Linked DNA regions of Homo sapiens: region 1 is linked to region 2. Evidence: read pairs that join two places in POLR2A ChIA-PET (ENCODE). Cell type or tissue: MCF 10A. All regions are shown on one strand. Links, peaks and the distances in the headings refer to the core of each region. The heading gives the core; the rest is flanking DNA. Region 1 overlaps LOC107987016 (a long non-coding RNA gene). Region 2 overlaps STOM (stomatin).

The links. Peaks named below come from ENCODE experiments on the same cell type or tissue, not always from the same donor. Only the 100,000 strongest peaks of a DNase experiment are listed, where the experiment ranks them.
Region 1: POLR2A ChIA-PET joins it to region 2 with 5 read pairs; 2 of 35 experiments call an interaction of 5 or more read pairs at or near these places.

What each region holds. Positions count from the first base shown.
Region 1 is chr9:121,528,715-121,544,881 of GRCh38, forward strand. LOC107987016 (a long non-coding RNA gene) reads right to left here. Exons shown (of 2, transcript XR_001746560.2): 2 at 1-1,205. Among named protein-coding and RNA genes, the nearest start is that of GGTA1, 37 kb to the left of the region's middle. In MCF 10A, for the core only: a CTCF peak has its summit at 9,705; no DNase peak of the experiment used is centred there.
Region 2 is chr9:121,343,818-121,359,984 of GRCh38, forward strand. It overlaps STOM (stomatin), which reads right to left. Exons shown (of 7, transcript NM_004099.6): 2 at 12,236-12,339; 3 at 10,784-10,856; 4 at 9,403-9,485; 5 at 5,303-5,506; 6 at 4,198-4,332. Among named protein-coding and RNA genes, the nearest start is that of STOM, 18 kb to the right of the region's middle. RefSeq lists an enhancer at 10,186-10,405. In MCF 10A, for the core only: no CTCF peak of the experiment used is centred there; a DNase peak (open chromatin) is centred at 7,624.

The DNA of each region.
Region 1 (16,167 bases), core at 4,373-12,372, 190 kb after region 2:
CTGGCCTCAAGTGATCCTCCCACCTTGGCCTCCCAAAGTGCTAGGATTACAGGCATGAGCTACCTGCTGGTAGATCACTTCTGGTTGCTGTTATCTGTAAACTAAGAGGTTTCTGCCCTGGAGGCATTTGCAGTCTGGAGGGGGAGATAGAGGGTAAACCTGTAATCCTGTCTGTAAGTAAATGCTACAAATTGCAAGAGGTGCTGAGAGGTGCCACAAGAAAGTCTCCAGGGGAACCTTGAGGCAGAGAGAGGGTCTTGGCTGGCAGCAGTGACTGCTCAGTGGGTGTCTGCAGAAGGTTCAGGCAGAGAGGAAGGGTGGAGGGGCCAACATTGAGAAGCCAGGAAGCCTCAGACTTTCCAACTCCCTGGCCAGAGCATGGCCCTCTGGCCTTTATATTATCCCTGTTCAGTCATTCTCACCCTTAGCTTCATTTGACAACTCTGCTGCATCCACTTGGGTGGTTGAGTTGGAGCCATTTTCACCAGGCAGATGCTGTCTGGGCTGGATGACTGTCCTCCTCTCTGAATAAAGTTGCTTGGGCCTGGTTGGTGATTCTAGGAGAAGAAACCTACAAACAGTGTTCTGATCACAGGTCCTGCTGCCACCAGCCTCAAGAAAGGTAAGTGATGATCAGAGCCAGAGTCCTGTTTGCTGCTAGATATCCTTGTGTGTGTGAATCACTCTCCTTGATCGCACACCCTGTGTGATAAGCATTATTATCCCCATTTTACAGACAAGAAAACTGAGGCAGCTAGAAAGGGCAGCAATTCAGACTCAAGTGTCCTAACTTTAGGTCTGAGCTCCACCCCCAACACTCCCACCAAGGTCACCAATGCTGACCCAATGTGACAAAGCCATGCGTCCTGTGGCCTCAGCTGCCGGCATCTGTCCCAGATGTACACACAGATGCTGTTGGTGATTTAATGGCAGGCCCATTGGAAATTTGGCTTGGAGCCTCCATTGTCTCTGCATTTTGTAACCTGGTCCTGGGCAGGGGGCTGGCGGTGGAGGCCACTTTTCGTGGGAACTCAGGCAAGGAGGAAGTGTGAATCGTCAGACCGGGACCCAGGCCAGGAGAGTGAGAAGAAAGCTGGGGCCTTTGCCAAGGCCCAGGGCCCTCGGGAGCTTCCAGCTGGATGGGGCCTTGTGGGCTGAGCCAGATGTGAACCAGGAACGGCACAGAGTTGCTGGCGACTCATTGACTGCAGGGGAGAGAGACAATGAGTAAGCTGACATGACGGTCCAGAGGGTGGAGTTGCCATCCAGGCACACAGGGGCCTCCCTTCACCCAGGAGAGCAGCTGATCCATTTTGAGGGAGCAGAGAGGAATCTTAGAGGAGGGACTCCTAGTGTGTCCTGACACCCAAGAGATGAACAAAGATGGACTGGGGGAGAAGGGAGAATGGCCTTTCTGGTGGAGGAAACAGCAGGAATAAAGGGCATATCAATGAGGAAATGTCTAACCCATTTGGGGAGCTTCTTTTTATTTTTTTAATTTTTGAGACAGGGTCTTGTTCTGTCTCCTAGGCTGGAGTGCAATGGCACAATCTTGGCTTACTGCAGCCTCAACCTCCTGGGCTCAGATGATCCTCCTACCTCAGCCTCCTGAGTAGCTGTGACTATAGGCTTGTGCTACCATGCCCGGATTTTTTTTTTTTTTTTTTAAGATGGAGTCTCGGCCGGGCATGGTGGCTCATGCCTGTAATCCCAGCACTTTGGGAGGCTGAGGAGGGCAGATCACGAGGTCAGGAGTTTGAGACCAGCCTGGCCAACATGGGGAAACCCCGTCTCTACTAAAGATACAAAAAAATTAGCTGGGCGTGGTGTTGCACATCTGTAATCCCAGCTACTTGGGAGGCTGGGGCAGGAGAATCACTTGAACCCAGGAGGTAGAGGTTGCAGTGAGCTGAGATCATGCCATTGCACTCCAGCCTGGGCGACAGGGCGAGACTCCATCTTAAAAAAAAAAAAAAATGGAGTGTCACTTTGTCACCCAGGCTAGAGTGCAGTGGCACAGTCTTGGCTCACTGCAACCTCCACCTCTTGAGTTCAAGCGATTCTGCTGCCTCAGCCACCCGAGTAGCTGGGATTATCGGCTCGCACCACCACACTCAGCCAATTTTTGTATTTTTAGTAGAGACAGGGTTTCACCATGTTAGCCAGGCTGGTCTCAAACTCCTGACCTCAAGTGATCCACCTGCCTAAGCCTCCCAAAGTTCTGGGATTACAGATGTGAGCCATCGTGCCCAGCCTAATTTTTTTATTTTTTGTAGATACAGGGTCTCACCATGTTGCCCAGTCTGGTCTCGAACTCCTGGGCTCAAGCAATCCTTCTGCCTCAGCCCCCAAGTGCTGGGATTACAGGCGTGAGCTAACGTGCCCAGCCTAGGGAGTTTCATGTAGTCCAGTCTGTCCCAAATTTTACATGTGGAAAACAATGTGGCAAGTAATAAGTTTGGAGATATGGAAAGAGTGCAGGGAGTGGGAGGCCCCGATGCCAAATACTGCATGGGACGTACTCATACTAAAAAAAAAAAAAAAAAAAAAAAAAGGATTTCGTATTTATCTGAAATTCAAATTTAAGTGGACATCCTCTATCTTTATTTGCTGAATCTGACAACTCCAGCCTAGGGCCAATTTGGACCAAATTCCTAGGTAGTGGAAGTCATCAGAGGCTTTTTATTTTACTTTTTATTATTATTTATTTATTTGTTTGTTTTTTTGAGACTGAGTCTCACTCTGTTGCCCAGGCTGGAGTGCAGTGGCATGATCTCTGCTCCCTGCAACCTCTACCTCGGGGTTCAAGAGATTCTGCTGCCTCAGCCCCCCGAGTAGCTAGGATTACAAGCACCTGCCACCATCCCTGGCTAATTTTTGTACTTTTAGTAGAGATAGGGTTTCATCATGTTGGCCAGGCTGGTCTCAAACTCCTGACCTCAGGTGCTTCACCCACCTCAGCCTCCCAAAGTGCTGGGATTACAGGTGTGAGCCACTGCATTTGGCCCCAGTGGCTTTCAGAAGGGAGGTGACAGGATGAGATTTGCGTCTGAGCAGATGGTCAGCAGCAGGACTGAGGGGCAGGACCCAAGCGGGGGAGACCAGCTGGGAGACTGAGGCTGGGCTGAGAGACAGGCTGTGTGGAGGAAGAGTGGGTGGACTGGTCGGGATTTATTAAAGAGGTAAAGGCAGGCCGGGCGCGGTGGCTCACACCTGTAATCCTAGCACTTTGGGAGGCTGAGTGGGTGGATCACCTGAGGTCGGGAGTTTGAGACCAGCTTGGTCAACAAGTTGAAAACCCATTCTCTACGAAAAATACAAAAATTAGCTGGGCGTGGTGCTGGGCACCTGTAATCCCAGCTACTTGGGAGGCTGAGGCAGGAGAATTGCTTGAACCTGGGAGGCAGAGGTTGCAGTGAGCCGAGATTGCACCACTGCACGCCAGCCTGGGCGACAGAGCAAGACTCTGTCTCAAAAAAAAAAAAAAAAAAAAAGGTAAAGGCAGTGAGTCTTGGCAATTAATTGGGTGTGGAAATAGAAAATGGGCAGTCAAGTTTGACATCCAAGTTTCTGGGCCACTAGACAAATGGTGATAACTATTTTCTTTTTTTTCTTTTTTTCCTTTTTTTTTTTTTTTTTTTTTGAGATGGAGTCTCGCTCTGTCGCCCAGGCTGGAGTGCAGTGGCGCGATCTCAGCTCACTGCAAGCTCTGCCTCCTGGGTTCATGCCATTCTCCTGCCTCAGCCTCCCAAGTAGCTGGGACTACAGGCACCTGCCACCAGGCCTGGCTAATTTTTTGTATTTTTTTTTTAGTAGAGACAGGGTTTCACCATGTTAGCTAGGATGGTCTCGATCTCCTGACCTTGTGCTCCGCCCATCTCAGCCTCCCAAAGTGCTGGGATTACAGGTGTGAGCCACCACACCCGGCCTCTTTTTTCTTTTACTTTTTTTTTTTGAGATGGAGTCTTGCTCTGTCACCCAGGCTGGAGTGCAGTAGCACAATCTTGGCTCACTGCAATCTCTGTCTCCTGAGTTCAAACAATTCTCCTGCCTCAGCCTTTCGAGTAGCTGGGATTACAAGTATGTACCACAATGCCCGCCGAAGTTTTTTGTATTTTTAGTAGAGACGGGGTTTCACCGTGTTGGCTGGGCTGGTCTCGAACTCCTGACCTCAAGCGATCCGCCCACCTTGGCCTCCCAAAGTGCTGGGATTACAGGTGTAAGCCACTGCTCCTGGCTGGTGGTGACCACTTCTGAGCTAGAAGTACAGGAGGAGAGGCAGGTTTGGGAGGAAGGAGAAGCAGGGTCTAGCTTCCGTCGTGTGGATCTGAACAGCCTGAGGCCATCCAAGAAGAGATGTCTGGGGACAGCTGGAGATGTAGGTCTGGAATTCAGGTGAGAGGTCAGAGCTGGAGGTTGACATTTGGAAAAGATCAGCCTTTGGAGTGAAATTGAAACCATGGGAATGGATGAACACACTCAGGGAGAGGGTGCAGGGTGAGAAAGGAAGGGAACCAGAACAGACCCCTGAGAATAGTCATGGTTTCGAAGAAGCAGAAGGAAGAGAAGCCAGCACACTGGAAGCAGAGACAGAGACCAAAGAGGTAGGAGAAAGGCAGGAGGGGTCTTTGGGACAAAATATTCCCCCGGCAGATAAAACAGGAGAGCACTGAAAGAAGGAGAGTGAGTTTGACGGTGTCAAGTGCTACCAAGATATCAAATAATACGGAGAAAAAACATAGTCTATTGGATCCAGCTACTGGGGACCTGATAAGGGAAGTTTCAGCGGAGTGGTGAGGGCAGAGGCCAGATTAGAAGGGTGAGCGGGGAGTGGAGGCAAATCTACTCTGGTCATGAGCCGCTTAAACATGGTGGATTGGCCATAGGCATGCATCTGCTTTCCCTCCTCAGACACCACTAACCTGACAGTAAAGGAATAATCTAAGCTGACCTATGATGACAAAGAAGCTGGGAGAGGAGGCATCTGCCAAGTAAAGATTCCAACCAACCTTTGGAAGATGGCATGCTAACAGAGAAGTACCAAGGTCACCAGTGGTTATGACCCAAAGTGCCCATGGAGGAGACACCAAGGCCAATTTGTCCTGAAACATCCCCGAGAGGTCCAAGTCTTGGAGGGAACAGGGTGCAGCTGGAAGTCTGAACATGGAGGAGTTGTCTCCCAAGCCTTCTCCCTATCCCATGCAGCCAGATGACTAAACCCACAGGCCTAAAAACAGCATTTTCTTCCTGGAGGAATTGAACTCAAAAGGCCCCAGACTTGTTCAGACCAGGCACAGCAGAGAACAAGACTGCAAACGGGGATTAGGGATACGCATTCTGAATGGCAGGATTCCAGACTTTTTTCCTTCACCTGCTCCCAGAATGCCAACAGCCCGGGGTGTCTCCTCCATGCCCTACCCCAAGCAAGAGATTGGAGGACTTTTCTTTCTTTCTTTCTTTTTTCTTTTTGAGACAGAGTTTCACTCTTGTTGCCCAGGCTGGAGTGCAATGGCGCGATCTCGGCTCACCGCAATCTTCGCCTCCTGGGTTCAAGCGATTCTCCTGCTTCAGCCTCCTGAGTGGCTGGGATTACAGGCATGCACCACCACACCCAGCTAATTTTGTATTTTTAGAAGAGACGGGGTTTCTCCATGTTGGTCAGGGTGGTCTCGAACTCCCAACCTCAGGTAATCTGCCCACCTTGGTCTCCCAAAGTGCTGGGATTACAGGCATGAGCCACTGTGCCCAGCCTGAGATTGGAGGACTTTTCTTTTTAAGCTGCTAAGTCCCAAAGAATATGCTTTCTGCTGATGGTATGATGAGAGCTCTGCACACACTTCAATCACCTTTCAGTGAAACCCAACTGTGAGAATCGAGCTTCCAATCACCTTTTTAAAGTTCCTTTCACGTTAGTGTTTTTTAAGAGACAACTAGAATTTCTTTTTTCCTTGTTTGGTTTTTGTTTGTTTGTTTGTTTTAGACAACTAGAATTTCTAAAAAGAATCAAATGAGGCTGGGCGTGGTGGCTCATGCCTATAATCCCAGCACTTTGAGAGGCTGAAGTGGGCGGATCACTTGAGGTCAGGAGTTAGTTGGAGACCAGTCTGGCCAACATGGCGAAAACCTGTCTGTATCAAAAAGAACCCACAAAAATTAGTCAGGCATGGTGGCGGTCGCCTGTAATTCCAGCTACTCAGGAGGCTGAGGCAGGAGAATCACTTGAACCAGGGAGGGAGAGATTGTAGTGAGTCAAGATCGTGTCATCGCACTCCAGCCTGGGTGACAGAACGAGACTCTGTCTCAAAAAAAAAAAAAAAAAAAAAGAAAGAAAGAATCAAATGAATATTCTAAAACTAAAAAATTACATGCTGAAAATAAGCATCCAAGGCCAGGCGTGGTGGCTCATGCCTGTAATCCCAGCACTTTGGGAGGCCGCGGTGGATGGATCACCTGAGGTCGGGAGTTCAAGACCAGCCTGGCCAACATGGTGAAACCTTGTCTCTACAAAAATACAAAAATTAGCCAGGCGTGGTGGCGGGTGCCTGTAATGCCAGCTACTTGGGAGGCTAAGGCGGAAGAACCACTTGAACCTGGGAGGTTGCAGTGAGCCAAGATTGTGCCATTGCACTCCAGCCTGGGCGACAGAGTGAGACTCTGTCTCAAAACAAAACAAAAAAAAAAGAGGAGAGAAAGAAAATAAGCACTCCATAGATGGGTTTCACAGAAGATTGGAAACAAGTAAAGCCAGGACTAGCATACTGAAAGATGGGTGTGATTAAAACTATCCAAACTGAAGCATAGAAAAAAAAAGTAAAAATAAAACATAAAAGAGCATAAGACATAAATACAACACACATGAAAGATCTAACATAATATAAATATGGTTTGAGAAAGAGAAAATTAGGAAGAAGCAATATGTTAAGAGATAAAGACCAAAACTTTTCTGAATCTAACAAAAGACATCATACTATAAATTCAATAAGCTCAGCAAACCCAAAACAAAATATAGACAAACGAGCTACATTAGAGTACATCAGAATAAGATAGTCAGAAACCAAAGGCAACGAGAAAATTTTAAAAGCACCATAGGACAGCCAGGTGCAGTGGCTCACACCTAGGATTACAGAATCCTAGCACTTTGGGAGGCTGAGGCAGGAGGATTGCTTGAGTCCAGGAGTTCAAGACCAGCCAGGGTAACACAGCAAGACCTCATCTCTACTAAAAATTAAAACAATGAGCCAGGCATAGTGGCGTGAGCCTGTGATCCCAGCTACTTGGGAGGCTGAGGTGGGAGGATCGCTTGAGCCTTGGAAGTTGAGGCTGCAGTGAGCTGTGATTGTGCCACTGCACTCCAGCCTTGACAACGGAGAGAGCCCCTGTTTCAAATAGAAGTAAAGTACCACAGGAAAGATGTATTTCCTTGAATATTTACCCTCACCCTCATCCCTAGAAATAGCAGCTGTTATCTACTTTTTTTTGTTTGTTTTTGAGACAGTTTTGCTCTGTCTCCTAGGCTGGAGTGGAATGGCGTGATCTCAGCTCACTGCAACCTCTGCCTCCCAGGTACAAGTTATTCTCATGCCTCAGCCTCCCAAGTAGCTTGGATCACAGGCATCTGCCACCACGCCCGGCTAATTTTTTTTTTTTTTTTTTTAGCAGAGACAGCATTTCACCATGTTGGCCAGGCTGGTCTCGAACTCCTGACCTCAAGTGATCCTCCCACCTCAGCATCCCAAAGTGCTGGGATTACAGGTGTGAGTCACTGCACCCAGCCTTTACTTTGTTATTTTTAAATTCCTTCAAGTCCTCCCTTACCTCCTTAGTGGTTAACTACCATGTTTCCTTTTCTCTTTTTAAAAAATTTTCTTTGAGAGAGTCTCACTCTGTTGCCAGGCTGGAGTGCAGTGGTGTGATCATGGTTCACTGCAGCCAGGACCTCCCGGGCCCAAGCGATCCTCCCACCTCAGTCCCCCAAGTAGCTGGCACTACAAGCATGGACCACCACGCCTGGCTAATTAAAAAAAAATTTTTTTTTTTTTGAGATGGAGTCTTGCTCTGTTGCCCAGGCTGCAGTGCAGTGGCAAGATCTCAGTCCACCTCCCAGGTTCAAGCAATTCTCCTGCCACAGCCTCCCAAGTAGCTGGAACTACAGGCACGCGCCACCATGCCCAGCTAATTTTTGTATTTTCAGTAGAGACAGGGTTTTACTATGTTGGCCAGGCTGGTCTCGAACTCATGACCTTGTGATCCGCCCACCTCAGCCTCCCAAAGTGCTGGGATTATAGGCGTAAGCTACCTCGCCTGGCCAAAAGATAGAAGAATTTTTTTTTTTTTGGTGGAGTCTCACTCTGTTGTCCAGGCTGGAGTGCAATGGCACAATCTCGGCTCACTGCAACCTCTGTCTCCTGGGTTCAAGCGATTCTCCTGCCTCAGCTTCCCGAGTAGCTGGGATTACAGGCGCCTGCCACCACGCCCAACTAATTTTTGAATTTTTAGTAGAGACGAGGTTTCATCATGCTGCCCAGGCTGGTCTTGAACTCCCCACCTCAGGTGATCCTCCCACCTTGGCATCCCAAAGTGCTGGGATTCCAGGCATGAGCCACTGCACTCGGCCAAAAAAAAAAAATGTTTGTTTTGTCAAGTCGAGATCTCCCCATGTTGCACAGTCTGTTCTTGGCTCAAGCGATCCTTCCTCCTTGGCTTCCCAAAGTGCTGGGCTTACAGGCATTAGCCACCACATTTGGCCAAGTCCAAGCTTTCAACCACACCAGCAGATACAAAATAAGGTTTTCAGGTTCTGTCTGCTGTTCTTTCTACGGAGGCTCACTGCTGGGGACAAATTGGGCTCCCGGCAAAGAGCCCCTCCCACTGACTTCCTCTTCTGGGAGAAGAAAAACAAGAAGGGCAATGAAAAGTGGGACAAGCTGCAGCTATTCCTACCATCTCTTCCCACCCACTGAATCTCACCACAGAACAAGCAGCTGCAAGAGAAAAGGACTGGCCTTGTCTCTCAGGGGTCGGTCCTGCAGAGGGTGGGCTCACGATGCCAAGGGAGAAATATGGTGGTAACAGCATGGACCGGACCTGGGTTGGGCTCCAGGCACTGGCTTTTATTTTATTTTATCTCATTTTTTTTGAGATGGAGTTTCGCTCTTGTTGCCCAGGCTGGAGTGCAATGGTGCCATCTCGGCTCACTGCAACCTCCGCCTCCCGGGTTCAAGCAATTCTCCTGCCTCAGCCTCCTGAGTAGCTGGGATTACAGGCATGCGCCACCATGTCCAGCTAATTTTGTATTTTTAGTAGAGACAGGGTTTCTCCATGTTAGTCAGGGTAGTCTCAAACTCCTGACCTCGGGTGATCCGCCCGCCTCGGCCTCCCAAAGTGCTGGGATTACAGTTGTGAGCCACCACACCTGGCCTGATACTGGCCTTTTAAAGGGCAAAGCCATCCAATCCTCCAGGAAAACATGGGGAAGGAGAGTTCCAACATTTCCTGAGCACCTCCATGTCCGGCACTGAGCACATTCCATCTTTTCTCTCTCTCGCTCCTGACATTGACCTAGAAGGCCTGTCTGACATTAATTTGCCCCGGAGGCCTGAGGATGGTGTCAGCCTGCAGACTGCTGCTGTTCCTCAGCTCTCTTCTGCCCTGCTCGCCTCCCTCTATAGTCCTCAAGGCCCATCTGCAACCACTATCCCATCCATACCTGAGGTTGCCCTGGCTCTGACACTTGCATGACATTTGGGAGCTGCTCTAATGCCACCTTCTGGCTGGTACTAGAAAGATGAGGACCTGGCCAGGCACAGTGGCTCACATCTGTAATCCCAGAACTTTGGCAGGCCGAGGGGAGCGGATCACCTGAGGTCGGGAGTTTGAGACCAGCCTGGCCAACATGGTGAAACCCTGTCTCTACAAAAAATGCAAAAATTAGCCAGGCATGATGGCACATGCCTATAATCCCAGCTATTCGGCAGGCTGAGGAAGGAGAATCACTTGAACCCGGGAAGCGGAGTTTGCAGTGAGCCAAGATTGTGCCATTGCACTCCAGCTTGGGTGACAGAGCAAGACTCTGTCTCAAAAAAAAGAATAAAGGAAAAAAAGACGAGGACCCGGTCGTGGCTTCAGCCTCTCTGACCCAGGCCAGAGGGCCCAGCAATCCAGTTGTACATTGTCTGATTGGTTGGTTGATTGGTTGGTTTGCTCCCTGCCTTGCTGCAGAGAGGACCTCAGGCAGCTTCCAAGGATGCGTGATACACAACCAGAGCAGAAAAAAAGAGTAGGGGGAAAACAAGAAAGTAGCACAAGGGTGGGAGCACAGAGGATCCAGGAACAAAGCTAAAGTGCAGAACATAAGGATCTACTGTGGGGGAAACAGACCACAGACTCAGGATTTTTTTTTTTTTTTTTTGAGATGGAGTCTCACTCTGTCACCCCGGCTGGAGTGCAGTGGCCTGATCTCTGCTCACTGCAACCTCCACCTCCCAGGTTCAAGCGATTCTCCTGCCTCAGCCTCCCGAGTAGCTGGGATTACAGGTGCACACCACCACGCCCAGCTAATTTTTGTATTTTTAGTAGAGACGGGGTTTCACCGTGTTGGCCAGGCTGGTCTCGAACTCCTGACCTCAGGTGATCCACCCACCTCGACCTCCCAAAGTGCTGGGATTACAGGCATGAGCCACCATGCCCGGCCAGGATTTTTTTTTTCTAACTTCTTAATTTTATTTTATAAAGAGAAGGGTCTCACTGTGTTGCCCAGGCTGGTCTCAAATTCCTGGCCTCAAGCTGTCCTCCCACCCCAGCCTCCCAAAGAGCTGGGATTATAGGTGTGAGCCACCTGTAATCCTGGCCAACTCAGGTAATTTTGAAGATGGCTTTTATGGTCTACTTGGGCACAAAGGAATGCGGGGAACATCCACCAGCCATGGCTGGGTGACAACTCATGTTCGTTCTCAGCCTATCAGTTTTACACGTTCTCTTTATAAATGATTTCACACACACACACGCACACACATACATACACTCACCACCTCCTTCTGGAGCTCATGTTGAGATGTACAGGGGAGGGAGACCCTTGTAACACAGATTTGAAAAATAATTCAGATATGCATCTTGAAAACAAGGAGAGGCCAGGCGCAGTGGCTCATGCCGATAATCCCAGCACTTTGGGAGGCTGAGGCAGGAGGATCACCTGAGCCCAGGAATTTGAGACCAGCCTGGGCAACATAGTGAGACCTTGTCTCTACAAAAATTTAAAAAGTTAGCTGGGTGCAATGGTGTGTGCCTGTAGTCCCAGCGACTTGGGAGGCTGAGGCGGGAGGATCACTTGAACCTGGGAAGTCAAGGCTGCAGTGACCTGTGACCAGGCCACTGCATTCCAGCCTGGGCAACGGAGTGAGAGCTTGTCTCAAAACACAAAACAAAACAAACAGAGAGAGTTTCAGTAAACAAAATAAAGTATTTGTGTGAAAAAAGATTCAGATACACATTTGAAAAGAAAGTATTCTTTTGGAAGACAAAGGGAATATGATTCTGAAGGAGTGAAACATGAAGGATATTTCTATTGGTTGAGCTTGTAACTTTTGGGCCATGTGGCATGATGTTCTTTTGCTATGAGGGGCTGTATTCCCTCATCACTATACTTTTGCCACACATTGACTTTAAGCTTCCTAGCAAGTGGTGTGAAAAGGGAAATGTGGCCACTTACACAATGTCCAAAGTCTAGGAAGGATGACAAACCAATTGCTTAGGAGAAGCAGGACGCTGGTACTGAGATAGGAATAAGGTGCCCCTGGGCCCAATGGAGGGTTCCAGGGGAAGATGACAGAGCGGAGGGTGAAGAATGCCCTCGGTGACAGCCTTCCCATCACGCCAATCCAAAGACAGTACACCGCTTCCAAGGAGGCCAAGACCATGTGGGCTGCATGGCCCACTCTCTGCTGGCCTAGCCTTTCCCCTGGAGGTGTTTAGACTATCAAGATACAGACCCTATCTCTACAAAAACAACAATTATAATTAGCAGGCGTGGTGACACACACCTGTATTCCCAGCTAATTGGGAGGCTGAGGTGGGAGGATTGCTTCAGCCCGGGAGGTTAAGGCTGCAGTAAGCCATGATCATACCACTGCACTCCAGCCTGGGTGACAGAGTGAGATCCTGTCTAAAAAACAAACAAAACCCCCCCATACACAAAAAACTATCAAGAGGGTTGGTTCCCCTTCAGAGGACTTGATTTTTTGATTTATGGGACTCTGTGAGTACTTTGAGTTTGTGGTCCCTGTGGAAGCCTGGGAACTGAGTCTTTCTCTTAAGCCCCGAGCTGTCTGGAAAGGTACAGTCTCATTCATCTGCCTTCCAGCATCACTAGCTCCAGGGCTCCTCCCTGGAATGGAGGCCTCTGTCACCCTGCCTGGGTGGTCCTGCTATCAGGACACTGTACCAGGCTCCGGTGAGGGTCTCAGCCCCATAACCACCGAGTCACTGTCTCAGGCTCTTGGTTCCTTCCAGGCTGTGGTGAGGTCCCTCTGTTTTGGTTTGGCTGAGGTGGTTGAAATGAACAGGACTGCTCTGACCAGCTCACAGAAGGGGAAGTGGATGGCACGAGCACAGGTAGGGCAGCCAGGGAGCAGAGATTCTCTCAACACCCCCAAATCTCCAAATCAGGGTGCCTTGGGATGCAAATGGCAAAAATCCCAAGCTAACCTCGAGCAAAAGAAGGAAGAGGAGGAGGTATTGGCTTATCTGGCTTCAGGTACTGCTGGATCCAGCACTCCATCTTGCTTCCCTCATCTGCCTCCTCCCTGCTCATTCAACCTCTGGCTCAATCCCACCCTCTCAGCTGCCAGTGAGCAGTTTTTCTCTTCTTATCAGTTCTAACCATGGTCCCAGCCAGACACAAGTCTCACTGAGCCAGATGAGGTACCCGGCCCTTCTCTGAACCAATCACCACAGCCAGGGGGAAAGAATTACACTGATTGCCTAGGTCTGTGTCTCCACCCACTTCTAGGCAACTCAATCCCCTAGACTAAGGTTTTAGGAGTTCCTTAGGGAAAATGGACATCCAGAAGAGAGGCTGATAGGCAGAGACAGATCCATCCTTTCTATCCAGGAAGCCCAATACCGCTGGGCTCCCAGAGCCAGGGAGCTGGTGGGGGGCTGAGGTGGGCCCTGCAGGGCTATGGCATTCTGCTTCTCTCCTGTGCCTTTCCTCTCCTTTCTTTGGTGGCCCTTCTATTTCCCCTCCTAGTCCCTAGTCTGCCAATATGGAGACCCAAGCCACCCCAGGGCCAGGTGACACAAGCTCATGGAATCAGTCCATCTGGGTTTGAATCTTGGCTCTGTGTTTCTTAGCTGAGGGACTTGGGACACTTCACTTCATCCATCTGAATCTCATTGTCCTCCCCTGTGAAGTGGGCCAGGACAGGGCCACCCTCGTGGGTGGTGGCTGCCAGAGCTTCATGAGATAAGGCATTAAGAACACTTAGCAGAAGCTGCTGTGGAAAACAGTCTGGCGGCTCCTCAAAAAGTTAAACATAGAATTACCATATGATCCAGCAATTCCACTCTTGGCTATAGACCCAAAATAATTGAAAGCAGGGACTCAAACAGATGTCTGCACACCATCATTCATAGCAGCATTAGTTACAACAGCGAGAAGGTGGAAATAACTCAAGGTCACCAACAGATGAATGGATAAACACGATGTGCTAATGTTGACAGGGCTCAGGGCAGGATACCCCCGATACGGCATCTTGGCTTTTTTTTTTTTTTTTTTTGAGAAGGAGTCTCGCTTTGTCACCCAGGCTGGAGTGCAATGGCATGATCTTGGCTCATTGCAACCTCCGCCTCCCCAGTTCAAGTGATTCTCCTGCCTCAGCCTCCCGAGAAGCTGGAATTACAGGTGGCCGCCACCATGCCCAGCTAATTTTTTGTATTTTTAGTAGAAACGGGGTTTCACCATATTGCCTAGATTGGTCTCAAACTCCTGACCTTGTGATCCACCTGCCTCGGGCTCCCAAAGTGCTGGGATCACAGGCGTAAGCCACTGCGCCAGGCCCATCTGGGCATATTGACTATTTCAAGCTGAAGGAATTTGAGAAATGGCATGTTCAGGAAAGACTTTCTGACCTTCCCCTGTCAGGTCATAAAACCCACTTGTGAGAGGTGCCCTCTCTCTACCCAGAGGAAAGGAGCCTCCTAAACTCTGAAGATGAAAGGATGTCAAGAGGAATCTGAATGAACAGGCCTCAGTAAATTTCCCCTAGCTGATTACACTCAGCTCTTTGTCTATCCCATTCTTCCGTGACTTTCTGCTTTGTCGAACCTACCATAAAACCAGCCTGGGCAACACAGTGAGACCCCCATCTCTACAAAAACACAAAAATTAGCTGAGTGTGGTGGCACGCACCTGTAGTCCCAGCCACTCAGGAGGCTGAGGTGGGAGGATCACTTGAGCCCAGAAATTCAAGGCTGTGGTGAACCATGAGTGCGCTACTGCACTCCAGCAGACAACAGAGCAAGACTCTGTCCCAAAAACAAAAAATAAAAAACCTAGCATAAAAACAGTCAGGTTTAATGGCTTCTTTGCGTCTTCATTTCTTTATGAAAGCTCCTGTATTACATAGAACTTACATAAAACTCATCTGAAATAAATTTATATGCTTTTCTCTCTTTTTTTTTTGAGATGGAGTCTTGCTCTGTTGACCATGCTGGAGTGCAGTGGCGCAATCTCGGCTCACTGCAACCATTGCCTCACGGGTTCAAGCAATTCTCCTGCCTCAGCCTCCCAAACAGCTGGGACTATAGGCACAAACACACCACCATGCCTGGCTAATTTTGTATTTTTAGTAGAGACAGGGTTTCACCATGTTGGCCAGGCTGGTCTCAAACTCCTGACCTTGTGATCCGCTCGCCTTGGCCTCCCAAAGTGCTGAGATTACAGGTGTAAGCCACTGCACCTGGCCCTGTTTTTTTGGGACAGGGTCTTGTTCTGTCACCCAGGCTGGAGTGCAGTGGTGTGATCTCGGCTCACTGCAGCTTCTGCCTCCTGGGTTCAAGAAATTCTCCTGCCTCAGCCTCCTGAGTAGCCGAGACTACAGGTGCCCGCCACCACACCCGGCTAATTTTTTATATTTTTGGTAGAGACAGGGTTTCACCATGTTGGCCAGGCTGGTCTCGAACTCCTGACCTCAAGTGATCACCCTGCCTTGGCCTCCCAAAGTGCTGGGATTACAGGCATAAGCCACTGTGCCCGGCCAGTCTCTCATCTTTAATATATATATACACAAACACACACACACACACACACACACACACACACACACACACACACACAGACATATAAATTCGTCAGGGTTCTCCAGAAAGACAGAACTAGTAGGATACGTGTGTGTGTGTGTGTGTGTGTGTGTGTGTGTGTGTGTGTATACATATATATATATATATATATGAGTTTATTAGAAAGATAAACTTTCAGTTTAAAAATCAGGAAAGTCCTGGGCAAGGCGGAGTGCTTGGTCACCTGGCCTGCTGCTCAACTCTCTTGGTTTCCCAGTTCCACAACTCAGCAGGATATTGGTTTGGTTCAGCTCATTTTTCCTAGCCAAGCCACTCAGGTCACTAACAGACCTGCAAGGGTGTCCTTGGGGCAGGGGCTGACCCCTGGTAGGGGGCCTAGGGTCACGTGGTGGGGCATCCCTTTGAAAGGCCTGTGGGTGAAGCAGAAGCAGAATGGCTTCAGGGTAAGACCCCACCTGGGAAGGTTGGTGGCCACTGACCTCAAAGCTAGCACTTTGGAAAGCAGCCCAGTGGTGAGAGCAGGGGGACATCAGGCTTTCAATCTGCCCAGCTCAAGCCTGTGTTCCTCAGCCAGGTGCACCTGCCTGTGATCCCATTTACTTTGGAGGCTGAGGCAGGAGGATCACTTGAGGCCAGTTAGAGACCAGCCTGGGCAACATGGGGACACCCTGTCTCTACAAAAATTTTTGTAAAAATTATCTGAGAATGGTGGTGCATACCTGTAGTCCCTACTACTGGGGAGGCTGAGGTGGGAGGATGATATGATCCCAGGAGTTTGAGGCTGCAGTGAGCTGCTACACTCCAGTGTGGGGGACAGAGCAAGAGCCTGTTAAAAAAAAAAAAAAAAGGCCAGGTGTGGTGGCTCACGCCTAT
Region 2 (16,167 bases), core at 2,999-10,998:
CAGGTAAGTAAACTCCATCAGATCTAGTTTGAAAAAGCTCTCTGACAGATGTCTGAGGTTAGAAGAGAAGGCAGTGAAAGCTGCTAGTGGAACTGCTTTAGAGTGGCCGGTGCGATTCATAGGTGGTGGGGACAGAGAATGAAATGGTTTGGGGAGCTATTCTCCCTCCCCGAAGGAGGGCGAATCAGTGGAATTTGGAGACTAGGTAGGAGGAGGAAAGGGGGACACAGGCTGAGACCCAGGTTTCCAGGTTTTGGTTGCATAGATTAGTGCCATTAATGGAGATAGGATACAGAATATAGTACTCACTGAGAGAAAGGATCCAGCTTATAGGATAAAAACCTTAATTTATCAAAGCCACACATCATGTCCTGCCTAGGTCTGTGAGAAGGGACAAGTGCCAGCTTTGCTCAAAGAAAACCACAGAACTGTATTCCAAGGTAGGCACTACAGAGAATACATCAGAAATCCCCTGCTATGAGAGCAGCAGGCTCTCATTTTTTCCATATCATCTCAGATGTCCAATTAGGCACTTTTTTCTTTGGACATGGACCAACTGAAAAGATATCTCATTTCCCACCACCAATCAATACACAATCGCTTGGCTGAGAAGCCAGACCCACCGGGCTGGGCACACATTTTGTTCATAGAAAAGCCACACTGAGCAAGCTGCCAAAGATGTAAACAACACCACCGGCTTTGTCTAAATACAGGCCAAGTACACTCCGTTGATAGGATCTTAGAGAGCAAAGCAAGCTATTTGTGGGTGTGCACGGCTTTTGTCGAATGTGCAGTAATCTCATAGCAATCAACATTTCATATTTATAGAACATCATTTTAAAGTCTGGCATTTTCATGTATGTGAAATTGGTGCTACCTGTCCCTTCTGCAGACCAGGTGGTCTGGGCAGAGGAAAAGGCAGAGAAAGGTGATCTGTATTTCTGCACTCCATCCTCTCAATTAATAGACTTCTACACCCAGAAACATGAGCCCAAAAGCATGTGCCAGGTGTTTTTCTGAGAGTTATGAAAAGGAAATAAAAGCTGATGCAAACACAAAAGATATTACATTTCAGGCCACTAAGAGCTGGTCTAAACACTTTAAAAACCAAACCTAACATACAGAGAAACACGTAGGAGAATCTGTCCTCTTCTGTGACCGGCTTCTTTCACTCAAATTATGTGTGTGAGCACTTACATTCATTCTCTTTGCTATGTAGTATGCCTACATGTGAATAAACCAGACTTCATTCATTCAGCTAGGAATGGACATTTGGGTATTCTACAGTTTGGGTCAATGTGCTGCTGTGAACATTCTAGTACATGCCTTTTGGTAAACATATGAGTGCATTTCTGTTAGATTCATACTTAGGAGTTGGAGCTGCTGGCTCATAGGGTATACAAATGTTCAGTATGAATAGACATTGCCAGACTGTTTTCCACAGTGGTTGTATTAAGTTACACTGCCACCAGCAGAATATGAGAGTTCTAGTTCCTCTCTCACCCACACTTGGTTCTTTTCCGTTCTTTTCAGGCCATTCTGATAGCTGTCTAGTGTGACATCCGCTTATAATGTGAATTTGCATTTCCCCGATGGCTAATTAGCCTAAGGAATTTTTCTATAAAGTCTCTTAATCTTTAGATTATTCCACTCTATCTCACCTTTCCTGTGCAATTTATTTGTTGAAGAAACTGTGACCCCCCTATTTTCCATGAGAATTTCAATACAATAAGCCTATGGTTGTTGCAGGGTTACTGTATTTTACAGAAGGGCTAGGCTCATTGTGATTCTATGTGTGAACTCCAAGACAGTCACTGCCCAGGTTCATGAGACTGCTTCTAGACTAACCCTACAGCCCCGTCCAAGTGGGAGCATGGCAATTCAGAATTCTAAGCGGTTTCTTCTATCTTTTCTTACTGTTATAAAGGGAAGATAGAAATTTTCTTTCCAAACTCTTAAGAATGCTATGGAAGAGGCTCATAGCCCATCCTGGGAAGTCAGTACTAGAGGAGGCAATGAGGAGCAGAGGGGAATTCTAATTTCCACTGCTACTAATCAACTGTGCGACCTTGCGGACGTCACTTAACTTTTCAGAGCTTCAATTTTTCCTTTGAATAGTGGGATGGCAAACAAGTTTCATTTTTTTTTAAGTTTTTATTATTATTAATTTTTTATTTAATTTAATTTTTTTGAGAAGAAGTCTTGCTCTGTCGCCTGGGCTGAAGTGCAGTGGCGCAATCTCAGCTCACTGCAACCTCCACCTCCAGGGTTCAAGCAATTCTCCTTCTCAGCCTCCCCAGTAGCTGGGATTACAGGCGCCTACCACCACACCAGGCTACTCTTTGTATTTTTAGTAAGGACGGGGTTTCACCATGGTGGCCAGGCTGGTCTTGAACTCCTCACCTCAGGTGATCCACCCACCTCAGCCTCCCAAAGTGCTGGGATTACAGACGTGAGCCACTGTGCTTGGCCTCAAGTTTTGTTTTTTAGAGCTAACTCTAAGCAGTTGAGGGTTGTTACCCAGAGTGCTATAGAAGGGTTCTGAGGCCAAGTCTAAGCTCAGAGGAAAACAGTGCTGTGGTTAATTACTAGCATGGGAATAGCAGGATGGAGTGCTAGCATCTGGGCTAAGTGTTTGCCACCTATGGAAGATAATCTCTGAGGATCCTTTGGGCTCTGACATTCTACGTAGTATATGTATGGTACATTCTACTATTCAATCTGGTTTGGAAATGAGGCTTTTGCCTAATAACATATTCTAGTTAAAAGCAATTCCTAATTTTCAAAATAAGGAGATGATAGGGCACATTTAATAACATCGTAAACATAATTTAATCTTCTAAACGTAACAGTTTTGAAAGAAAGCACTAGAGGGTTCTGTAGTACTACCAGGTTATCATCACAAAGCAACAATCATCATACCAGGAAAACCTAAACATTTTGGTTAATGCAAAATTCTGAAGTCGCATGTCAAATGAGCTACTATCCTATTTGATGCTGGCTAAGAAATTATAGTGACCAGTTTGTGGCTTAAAGGGCATCCTAAGAAAAGAACAGCGTTCTGTGGTCAGCCAGTGATGACCAGCTACTACTATTTTCTAACAACAAATTGGTTTGCTCCTTGTGTCTTGGGAGATTTGTCAAGTCCACAGCAACTCCTCCTATGAAAACTGCTCTTCTTCTTCAGCCCATTCACAGGCATAGGGCTGTGGAACCATATTATTATGCTATCTTTGCACTTTGACCAAAGTTGGACCAAAAAGACTGTCTCTTCTGTGAATGTGGAATTAGGGCTGGTCTGTGTTCTTTAGTGTTCACCTGGCAGACATCTAAACCTGGGAGCTAGACATTCTCCACCACAAGCTATCTACAGTGAGATGTGGCACAGGAAAGGGAATGACTAGTTCCCTGAACTGCCTTCTGGTTCCAATTTTGGTGAGACTTGCCCCTACTTCCTACCTTTGGGTTTGGTGAGATATCCCTGAAATTTTACACATTATCATCTTTAAAGATACTCTTTTCTAGGTTAGGTTAACAAATATTTCCTCAGTGCCTCCCAGAGGGGCCATGCCACCCATGCAGGGTTAAGACATAGGCAGATGATGATGAAAAGAAGGAAGAAAAAAGGCAGATGTCAAAGTAAGAGAATATAAACAAGAGGAAAAGAGAGAATGAGGAATAGGAAACAGTAAAAGGGAAAAAGAGCCTGAGAAAAGAAACAGAACAAAAAAGAAGCCAAAAATAAGTAAGAGATGGGTGGTATGGATGGAATGATGACCCACTTGCTCCGAAGTTGGAACTGTTAATTTGACCTTAATATGGAATCGGGAGAATAAGTATGGTACACACAGTCATAAAAGAATGAGGTAACTCTACATGTACTGATACGTCCATAGATATTAATATTAAATGAAAAAAGCAGAGCGCAGAACAACATGTGCAGTATAACCCTACTTTTGTAAAACAAACAAGCCAGTAATCCAAAAACCTGGTCAAATAAAATCCAAATACACTCAACTGTTAGGAGTGGTGACCTCTGGGGGAATATGATTTGAAGTTACGGGGAGGGTTTTCACTTCTAACTTTACCACTTCAAGATTATTTCAAGTTTTTACAGCAAGCATGTTTTACGTTTTTTTATAATTATTAATAAAAGAGAAAACTCAGTAAGAAAAACAAGTTTAAAAAAAAAGTTACCTTGGCGCGGGCCTCGCGGGACGCTTCTGCTTCTGCAGCCATAGCTCTCTGGAGCTGCACAGGTAGTTTCACATCCTTAATTTCCACACGCTCCACCTTTATTCCCCAGGCATCAGTGGCATCATCCAGAGTAGACTGTTAGGAAGAGAGAAGGCAAGCTAAATCTCCTCAGCCCAGCCCAGATGCTGACAGAGGCTGTATTCATTGGGATTTGGAGGAGATAAGGTGCTGGGGAGAGTTGTGGAGAGACAGTTACCCCACGGTGGAACGAATGGTGACGCAGGGGCTGGCTCACTGATCCTGATTCTGTTGCTAACAAGCTAATGCAGGGGTTAGCAGCTTCTTCTAAAAGGGCCATATAGTGATTGTTTATTTGTAGTCTCTGTCTCAACTATTTAACCCAGCTGTTGTAGTCAAAAGCAGCCATGGATAATATATAAATAAATGGCTGTGGCTATACTCCAGTCAAACTTTACTTACAAAAACTACAGCCTGTAGGCTACAGTTTGCCAACTCCTGAGCTAATGTGACTCTGTGTAAGTCATATTACTCCTTTGTGCTTCAACTTCCTCCCTTTAGAATGTCAGGAATGAAACCACACATCTATTTCATAGGTTGTTGTGCATATCAAATACAATCATAGATTTTACCCACGATGAAGTCTATACAAATAATAAGAATCCAGAGTTATAGCACTTTATCTTTTTTGAATAAGCTATGCTTAACTGAATATCTGTTACTCAAGAAAGACTGGAAAGCACAACAGTTATAATTCATGGGACTCACACACAGAATAAAGCTTTAGGAATACCTACACTATCTTGCAGAATAGCCTCTGTTCTAAACAAAAAGGTTATTACTGATTCTGGAAAAAAATACACACTGAAGAAAATTTTAAAAAAATGTACGCATGAGTGTTATGAACTCATGAACTGCTAATGTGAAAAATGTCCCCTCCTGCCAAATTTGAAAAATTTTACTATGAAGAAAAAAAAACGGTCACAGACCCCCACAACTTGAATTAATAAAAGGTTCTCAAACAACCATTGACTCTTTGCTTCATTTTTCAGCTTCTGGGGGGTAACAGCATTGACGTACTCCCCACCTGCATGTTGTGTGCAATTTCTTCTCTGTCAGAGAGGATCTGAGAAAGATTCTTGGTGCCCAGAACATTCCTCAGAGTAGTTTGTGCCAAAAGACGGGTTGCTGAGTCAGCGTTGGTGATATTTGCCACAGCCAGGGTTGCATTCTGAACGCGGTAATAGACCACACCATCCACGCTAATTGTCACTGAATCCTTTGTGAGGATCTACAAGATGAAGGAAGCAATTTTACATCTGTCAACGACTTTTTTTTAACATAACTGTAAGGAATGTTATTCTACAGAATATCTTATAACACTAGCTGATTTTCTTTAGTAAGGCATCAGAAAGTTAATTATATCTTTTAAAATTTAATAAAATAAATTATTCAAGTCCATTAATTCATTCAATCATACAAATAATATTGAGATATCACTCAACAGCAGGCACTGTACTAGGTACCAGGGATTAAGGTAGGAAAAAAACTTGGTTCCTCCTTTGAAGGAGGTTAGGGAATCAAAGGAAACTCTTAGGGGCAGCTGTGGGTGGCAGGGGTGATACCTGAATTGAATCTTGAAGAAAGGAATACAATTTTTCTGAGGGTGTTGGGTGGAGTGGAAGAATATTCAAGAGAGAGGCACTAGAGAGTCAAGGTTTGATAAACTACAAGTTCCACAATATTACTGGAACAAAAAGTGCATGGGGAATGTTTTTAAAGGGCAAGGTCAGCATCAAAACATATTTTACAGCATGCTACATAAAAATGCTAAACATGACATATTTTTGTTTTAAGCTAAGAAGTTATCTGAGTGAGAGGCTCCAGGAAAATAGTTACATCCATCACTTAAAACTCACTGGGACTCAGTTTTCTCATTTGTAAAGTAGAGATTAATTATAGTACCTACTTTGCATTCTTGCTAGAATTAATGCGTTAAATACATTCAAGTGCTCAGAAAAGTTCCTGGCACGTAAGAGCTGTCTTATTATTTCATCTTGGATAATGGTGGTAACTTTACTGAATAAAACACTGACTTGATTAACTGTAATAAGTTAATTTAGATAATAATAAACAAGCCAGCTGGGCATGATGGCATACACCTGTAGTTTCAGCCACTCAGGAGGCTGAGGCAGGAAGATTGCTCCAGCCTGGGAATTCCAGCCTCTCTCACTAACAACATCAGGCTGGCACCTTTCTACTGATCATTTAAATGTCCTTCTCTCTGTGAAACTTTCTTGGCTTACTTGGCAGAGTTAAGCACTCTTCCCTTGCACATCCACTGCACCTTACTGTAGTGACATTATTTATTCACATTTCTACTTCTCTCTTAGACTATGAATTTCTTCAGGGCAATTCTTTGTAACTCTAACACTGGCAGAGTGCTTGAAACATAGCGGGTAGTCAATAAATGAGAGAGGAGCTGAACTGAAATGTGGTCCTGAGAACAGTGACCGATGAGGAACACAGCAGTGAGAGTTAGGAGACCTGAACTGAGTCCCATCTCTGCCTTCAGGTCCCTGGATGGCCTCTAGCAAGGTTTTTAACCCATTTGACCAACAGATTCCTCATTTGTGAGATGGCGCTAATAATACTGCCTAATTCTATCCAAATTTCTGTGAAGATCAAATAAGAACATACTTGTGAATGAAGCCCTTTTGAAAGAGTAAACAGCTATGAAAATGGAAGGTAATAATAACAATGTTGTAACATGGCTGTTTAGCCCTGCCAGACATCAAAGCAGTGATCCTTTTTTAGTAATCTCAAAATACTTCTAACATGGAAGAGAAGTGGAGGATTTATAAATAAATGTACAGTGTATTACCATCTTGTATGAAAACTAATTATTTCCCATGACATGATGGGAAAATGTGTGTCATTCCCAAATTCTTGCCACTTTGACTTTGCCACAGCTTCTTTCTAAAGCTACAGCTTCTCTGCCTACTGTTTATCATCGGCAAGGGTTTATCTCCCTTCACAGAAACTTCACAGGGGATCAGAAAAAGGATTGCTGCCAAGTTCCAATCTGCTTTGCATTCAGCAGCTTGCAGAATAGGAGAGGGCCACTGGAAAGCAGAAGCTTAAACAGCAACTCTGCCAGATGTCTGTAATGTTTATAGTGGAAAATGCCAGAATGTCCAGCTACCCTGAAGGGCTCCTTCTGAGACTCAATCTTCCTTAGACGATGGGAAAACACACAGAGAATACAGTGATACTCTCAGTCTTGTTCTTATGAGTAAAATGTGGGCAAAATGATTCCTGGCATCACTAACTTTGGGTGGATTATAAAGTCTGACCCCACCCACTTCTTGGATCAGTACCAACAAGGAAGTTCCTAAGCTGGTTTCTGGTATTTGTGACATGAGAAGGCAACATGGCCAGGCTCCATCACCATGCTGAGTATCTGGCCTTTGGCCAGGAAACACTGACAGCATTCTTCTGTCCTTCCCCCTTCATGATGTTTTCAGGTTTTCTGTATGCAACGGTTATTAAGTCTCCTAAGGACATGGTTCCCAGGATGGCCATCACTTTTTCGGGGGCTATGAGGGAGCTCATGTACAATGCATTTAGCATGGAGCTGTGGAAAAAACAGCACTATACAAAGAATCCGAAGAGCTCAATTTTAGTCTTGGCTCTGCCACTGTAATCTGGAGGAATTCCTTTGTTTCACTGCAACTATATACTTTCTAGGGATTCTGCCATGAGTTTCATCTATGATAATACTTGTGAAGTAGTTTGAAAAGGCACAAAATAATCACTAGTATAAAATATTATGTTTTATCTAAAATGCCCAACAAGCAGTTTCTAATTCTTTGGTTTCTAACCAATTTATCTAGAATAAAACCTTAAGAAAAAAAATAATGAACTAATAGGGTTTTCTATCAGAAACCCATAGAAGAGAAATGTGGTAGTAAAAATGTTGATAGTAATAACAATGATGATATTATTATACTTACATTAGCATTACACTATGTTTTGTAATAATCATTCCTCGGTATCTGTGGGAGATTGATTCTAGGACCCTCAGAGGATACCAAAATCCAAGGATGCTCAAGTCTCTTATATACAGTGGCACAATATTTGCATATAACTTATGCACATCCTCCTTTATACATTAAATCCTTTCTGAAGTACTTATAATACTTAACACAATGTAAATACTACATAAATAGTTGCTATACTACACCGTTTTTAAAAATTTGTATTATTGTATCATTGTCAATTGCTTTTTTCCCTAAATATTTTTGATCCATGGAGCCAACCGTATAATCTATGTACATTTTCCTGTACACTTTAAATCATCTCTAGATTACTTCTATTATCCAATACAATACCTACACATCACTTTATTCATGTGGATTCAATGCCATGCTTGATGCATGGCAAATTCAAGTTTTGCTTTTTGGAACTTTGTGGAGTTTTTTCCTAATATTTTCAGTCTGCGGTTGGCTGAATCCCTGTATGCAAAACCCATGCATGCAAAGGGCCAACTGTAATAGTAACAGTAAGAACTTATATAGCACTTACTATTTGTCAGCCATTGCTCTAAGCACTTGGCACATATATCTCACTTCTCAGAACCACCTTATACAGTAGTTCTTACTATTACAAATGTCTATTTTCTGGATGAGGAAACTGAGGCACAGAAAAGTTAAAGAACTTGCTTAAGGTCACTGAGCTAGAAATGCTGAAGGCAGTCAAGGTCTAAAGCCTGTGCTCTGGCAGGGAACGGTGGCTCATGCCTGTAATCCCAGCACTTTAGGAGGCCAGAACGGATCACCTGAGGTCAGGAGTTCGAGACCAGCCTGGCCAACATGGCAAAATCCCGTGTCTACTAAAAATACAAAAAAATTAGCCGGGCGTGGTGGCGCACATCTATAGTCTCAGCTACTCGGGAGGCTGAGGCACGAGAATCACTTGAACCCAGGCGGCGGAGGTTGCAGTGAGCTGAGATCACACTACTGCACTTCAGCCTGGGTGACAGAGCAAGATTCCAATTAAAACAAACAAACAAACAAACAAAAATTTAAAATAAATAAATAAATAAAGCCTACACTCTAACTATTCTGTCCCTCATTGTAAAGCACTTTCACATATGATACCTCAGTTATTCAAAGAAAACCTTACCTCCTGAGGAGGAATATCAAATGAAATAGTTCTCATGTCCACTTTGATGAAGCTGTCAGTGCATGGCAGAATAAAAAACAAACCTGCAACAAAGATACACACATTATACAGACACCAGCAACCTAATCAGTTCACTTCTCCATTCAGTTTTAAGAAAATCAACCTAGTGAACTGAAAAGTCACCAGTTCATCTTCGTGAATGAGCCAGAAGCCAGGAATGATAACTTTGATTCCTCTTGCTTACTTCCCACATTTGACTGTCTCCACTAAGGTCTGTGGAGTTCATTTCCTTAATCTACTGTTGCTATCACTCTTCTCCCCACCGCCCCACTGGGACCAATGCAATCGTTTCCCAGGCCATCTTTCTATTTTTTGTAGTTTCTCTCCTATAATCTATTTCCTAAGCTGCAAGCCGAGCAATCCCCCCTAAAATACAAACCCTCCCCCACGCATGGTCCTGCATAACCCGCCTTTGTTCCCCTCTTCAGCCACTTCCTCTCTCTTCACACCCTGCACTCTTGCTGGACTGATCTACTTGCAGTTTCTTGAATCTGCAATACTCTCCTCTTTGTTGCTTTGTGTATGTTGCTATTTCCGCCGCAAACACCTCCTGTTGGTTAACACCTTTTCAGACCTCAAGACTCAGTCAAGATGTAACTTCCAGAAAGCCTTGACTCAGCCTACGACTAGTTCAGATCAGTAACACTTCTCTGGTTTTCTCTTTTCTCACAGCTCTCTGTGAGTACTTGATCATAATACTTATCACATAGGATTGTAGCTATCTGTTTCCTTGTTGGTTCCTACCACTAGATAGGAAGATCCTTGAGGGTAGGGACTGTGTTTTAGTCTCCCTTGAATTCCCAGAACCTGGAACACAGTAGGAGCTTAATTGAAGTTTGCCAAATGAATGACTGAAAGTCTTTCTTTGGTAGAGATTCTCATGCTCAAACTTGTATAGCTGTACTGTTCTTGGCCTAGGTGGTAATCTTATCAGCTCAAATGGGAAGGGGAGGGGAAGGGTAGGAAGGAAAGGGTAACAAAAGATTGGCTAGAACCACTGCTATTGTTATACAACTCCTGCTACATGAACTCTTATCTAAGACAGAGTAGAAGAGGCCCTCATAAGGGAAATCACGTCAATAAAAAAATTTTAGACTGGGCACGGTGGCTCACGTCTGTAATCCTAGTGCTTTGGGAAGCTGGGGTGGGATGATTGCTTGAGGTCAGGAGTTCAAGGCTGCAGTGAGACATGAGCATGCCACTGTACTCCAGCCTGGGCGACGGAATGAAACCCTGTCTTTAAAAAAACAACTACCTAAAAATAAAAAAAATAAAAAGAACTTTAGTTTTCAGATAAACAATCTAGAATCCCAGTACTGACCAGGTCCTTTGGCTCCTCCTTGTAAAATGCGACCCAATCTAAAGATGATGGCTCTTTCATACTCTTTTATAATCTAGAATAAAAACATGAATAATAATTTAACATGAAGAGTACAAATATATACATGCATGGCTTCTTAAATATATATTTCTGCTCTAAACAGATTAGATGCCTCATCTTTTTTCTTTAGAACCAGATCATATCTATAAATCACATGTCCAATGTTTACCTTCTCAAAGCTTATTTATTATTTTCTTACTGATTACAAAAGCAATAGATATTCACTGTATAAATTTAGGAAGGACAGAATAGTATACAGAAACAAATCCATAACCTCACTCCTCAGCTGTTAACATTGTTATTCAGTTACTCATGCAGGCCAGGCACGGTGGCTCACGCCTGTAATTTCAGCATTTTGGAAGGCCGAGGTGGGCAGATCACGGAGGTTAGGAGTTCAAGACCAGCCTGGCCAACATGGTGAAACCCTGTTTCTACTAAAAATACAAAAATTATCCGGGTATGGTGGTGGGTGCCTATAATCCAAGCTACAAGGGAGGATGAGACAGGAGAATCACTTGAACCGAGATCGCACCACTGCACTCCAGCCTGGGCCACAAGGTGACTCCGTCTCAAAAAAAAAAAAAAAAAAATAATAATAATAATAATAATCCCAGCTACACGGGAGGCTGAGGCAGAAGAATCGCTTGAACCTGGGAGGCGGAGGTTGCAGTGAGCCGAGATCGCGCCACTGCACTCCAGCCTGGGCGACAGAGCAAGGCTCTGGCTCAAAAAAAAAAAAAAAAATTACTCATGCATTGTTAATTCAGAAACACAAAAAGCTGAAGTCTTCACAGTTTTTCTTCTGATTCCCTTAAGAATAAATTGATCTGAAAATGCTTGGAGCATATTTTATCTTCTTAGAAATATGTAAATAATAGTCATATATCAAAGTATTAACAACTTTGTAGAAAAAATAACGAGCACTGAGGGTATTTATGACGTGCCAGGCATTGTGATAAGTACATTTAGACACATAATTCATTTAATCCTCGCAACACTCCTATGAAGTAGGTACTGTTACTTTCTCCCATTTTACAGGTGAGGAAACAGCAAAGGTCACACAATAAACAGTAAAGCCAGCAGTCAAACCCTATCATCCTAACTCTGAAGAACTTGTTCTCTCAGAACCATCTCACATCCCTGGCCCCAGGAAATTTTTGATGGTGAAACTTACTTTAGCCCACGGGGAAGGGCAATGGCTGAAAAGAAGTTTTAAGGTTCCATTTTAATAGGTGGGTAGAAGAATAAATTTTCCAAAGAAAGATGAAGAAATAAGAATTATAAGAGAGAGAGACAGTCTGTTTCTTTCTCACATACACACAGGCACACACGAAGTAGGTTTATGGAGGTAGGAGTTGACCCCTTCCCAGAAGTGAATGAAATGTTCTTTACCTTTATGCACATCCATATTGAGATTGGGAAAGTTATAACGGTGAATAAGAATGAGAACGCCACCAAAATCCATCCGCAAGGTCCAAGGCCCTTACTGGGGCTGTCTGTTGAAAACAAAAAATATACAACTCTCACAACTGTTACTAGCATAATCACCACCATCTTCATCCTTACCATTCGCTGAATACCTATGTGCTTGGCACTACACCAGCTGTTTTACATGAATTTCCCCATCTAATCCTCATACAGCCCTGAAGTGTAAGTACTACTTTCCCTTATCTATGTGATGTCATAACACAAGTATATTTCCACATTACTCATTACTTTATTCAGCAAACATTTATTAAGCATCTACTATTTATTAGGCCCTCTGCTTTGTACTGAAATGATAACAATGAGTAAGACCCAATCCCAGCTTTCAGGGTTAAAGTTTAGTGGGAAAGTCAGACAAACACATAATTATAATATTAGGTGGTAAGTACAGATATAGAGTATCTGTTCAGAATATTTTGAAGACACAGAATGAGTTAACTCACGCAGTTAGGATGGAGGTGAGAAAGGAATGGGGCGGGGAGGTGATTCAGGTGGCTGTCAGAGGGTTTCCTGAAGGATGTAATAGTAAGAAAATATCGACGAAAAGAAAGTGGAGGCTGGGCGTCGTGGCTCACGCCTGTAATCCCAGCACTTTGGGAGGCCGAGACAGGTGGATCACTTGAGGTCAAGAGTTCAAGACCAGCCTGATCAACATGATAAAACCCCGTCTCTACTAAAAATACAAAAATTAGCTAGGCGTTGTGGTGAGTGCCTGTAATCCCAGCTACTGGGAAGGCTGAGGCAGGAGAATTGCATGAACCCAGGAGGTGGAGGTTGCAGTGAGCCAAGATTGTACCACTGCACTCCAGCCTGGGCAACAGAGGAAGAATCTGTCAAAAGAAAAGAAAAGAAAAGAAAAAGGAAAGAGGGAAAAGGCATTAGAGCATTTTAGCTAGGAGTACAGTACGAATAAAGGTGAAAACCATATGATATGAGTATAAAGTTGTTTAGAGCCTCTTTTTAAAAATTACACCTGTAAAATATTTCACTAGGTTTATGCAGCATCATTTATTGCCCACTTCCTGATTACACAGGTTGTTTGATTTCTTAGTGCTATAAACAGTGTTGTAGTGAACATCTTTGTACACGGCTTTCCTCTCACATTTCTAATTGTTTCCTGTTCCTGTAATATGCAACAGCTTTTCCGTCTGATTACAAAGGTAATAATGCAAAAAATTCACAGAAGTATAACAAAGGAGGGAAAAATTACTTTAAATTCAGAGGTATTTTGGTATATTCTTTGAAAATTTTCCTAGTGTACACACCATATTTTTAAATGATATATATATATATATTTATTTATTTATTTTTTGAGACAGAGTCTTGCTCTGTTGCCCAGGCTGGAGTGCAGCAGCACAGTCTCACCTCACTGCAACCTCCACCTCCTGGGATCATGCGATTCTCCCGTCTCAATCTCCTGAGTAGCTGGGATTACAGCCACCTGCCACCACACCCGGCTACTTTTTGTATTTAGTACAGATGGGGTTTCACCATGTTGGCCAGGCTGGCCTCGAACTCCTGACGTCAAGTGATCTGCCCACCATGGCCTTCCAAAGTGCTGGGATTACAGGCATAAGCCACTGCGCCCGGCCTTAAATCATATTTTTAAAAATAAATAAATAAATAAAATGTGTAACCTATTTTTCTTCCCTGTAGCTATTCTCTTTCACCTTCTTTTTTGGCCTTCGTGGTTATGCATTTGTGTTTTTGAAGTTACACTTGCATAAAGTTTAAAAAGTCAAACCATTCTATATGATTAGTACAAAAAAAGGGCATTCCCATGCTCACCTCTTCCAATTTCCTCCTCCTCAAAAACATTTGCTATTTTGACCATTTTGATATCTACCTCCATATTTCTAAATAATACGCTTTGCAGCTGGGTGCAGGGGTCACACCTGTAATCCCAGCACTTTGGGAGGCTGAGGAGGGAGGATCCCTTGAGCCCAGGGGTTTGAGACTAGCTTGGGCAACATAGGGAGACTCTGTCTCTACTTTAAAAAAAAAAAAAATAATAATAATAATATGCTTCTGCCAGGCATGGTGGCTCACGCCTGTAATCCCAGCACTTTGGGAGGCCGAGATGGGAGGATTGCTTGAGCTCAGGAGTTTGAGACCAGCATGGGCAACCTAGTGAGACTCCCATCTCTACTTGAAACTTCTTAAAAAAAATTAGCTGTGTGTGGTGGCACACACCTGTAGTCCCAGCTACTGAGGAGACTGAAATAGGGGGATTGCTTGAGCCTGGGGGTTCGTGGCTGCAGTGAGCTGTGATGTACCCCAGCCTGGACAACAAAGTGAGGAAAGAAAGAAAGAAAGAAAAGGAAGGAAGGAAGGAAGGAAATGCTTGTTTTGTTACTTCTTGCTTTTTCAGTTTTGAGGACTATTAACTTTCTACTACAGAAAAAGATTTAGTTCTCTTTCCTCCCCGTTACCCCCACCACATACTTATACCCAGCTTTCCAATATAATTACATCATAACTTCATTTAGATCAATATGAGATTTTATATTATGAATTTGTAAGTGCAATTTAAAGCTAAGCCAAGTAGTGAGGTATCACTGGTTTTCTCTTCCTGTACTATTTTTGTTTTTTCTGGAATTACTGTCTTATTTTTTCCCTTTGTTCGGTTTTCAACGTACTTATTGATCCAACCTTAAATCAATTGCCTAAATTTCCTCTCAAAGAGGTCAGGTATACTATCAATTTTATCTTCTGGAAGAATTCTCTCTCAGAGCCTTGTGTGGACTTCCTTCATCTGGTGTGCACGGCTATCATTCTGCAATTGCTTTCACTATCATCCTGGGAACTCCCATCACCTCAGTGTTGTGTTCCTATTTTCTGTATCAAGTGTCATCCTCATTTTTAGTTTGCTTTTGCTTTCTGTAGAGGACATAGGGACTGAGAAGGCCAAGGGATATAGTAGGTTTTCTTATCAACCACTTGGAAGGCTTCTGCTGTATTTTCAGGAGCTATTTTAATGACAGAGGGGAGAAAAGGTATGCCAGGCACATGTTACTGCTCAGAAGAAAGGGCAAAATGGCAGTAAGATGGGGCTTGGAATAAATAGGAGGCCAAGAAATAAGCAGAGTGTTCAGGCTGGGAACATGGGAGAAGAGAGACACATGTTGGCACCCAGGTCAAGTGCTCTAAAACATAGGATGAAAAATCAGAAATATAGTGAGTACTTGGGTTGTATGTGACTTGGTAGTTTTCTGATCCTGTGTTATAGTGTGAGGTAAATGTCTTCATGTATACTTAAATAAAATGATCTAAAGTAATCCTGGAGGTTTCTAAGTTATAATTTAGGGGGTACAGACATATTCATTGAGAGAATATTCAAAGCAGGGCCATAGTACTGTTTGTGAAGAAAGCTTTATCTAGTATTACCATGACTGATCATAGCAACAGTGGCTGTTTTGAGGGGTTGTGTATACCCCAGGCATTTTTTAAAGTTACTTTAGACATGTATCTCATTTAACTCTTACAACAGCCCTGTGAGGGTATTTTTAAATCCCTTTTACAAATGAGTTACCTAAAGCAACATTTAACTTTCCCAAAGTCACACAATGGAAGACCTGGGACTCAAATATGGGTCATCTTACTCCAAAGCCCGTGTTCCAAATTCACCCCTCAATAAAAAAAATCCTCATTAAGAATGTTTTCGTGGTTGAGCACTTTCTCAAGACAGTATCCAAACTGAAAAGCATGGCTGGAGTTGTGAGAATGAAATCTGATATTTTTACAGAGGAAGTCCTCTTAATGCCAGCCATGCCTATTTATAGCAAAAGATAGTTTCAAGGCTCTGTGACAGACACAGGTCTAGGTTTCCAGGGTGAAAT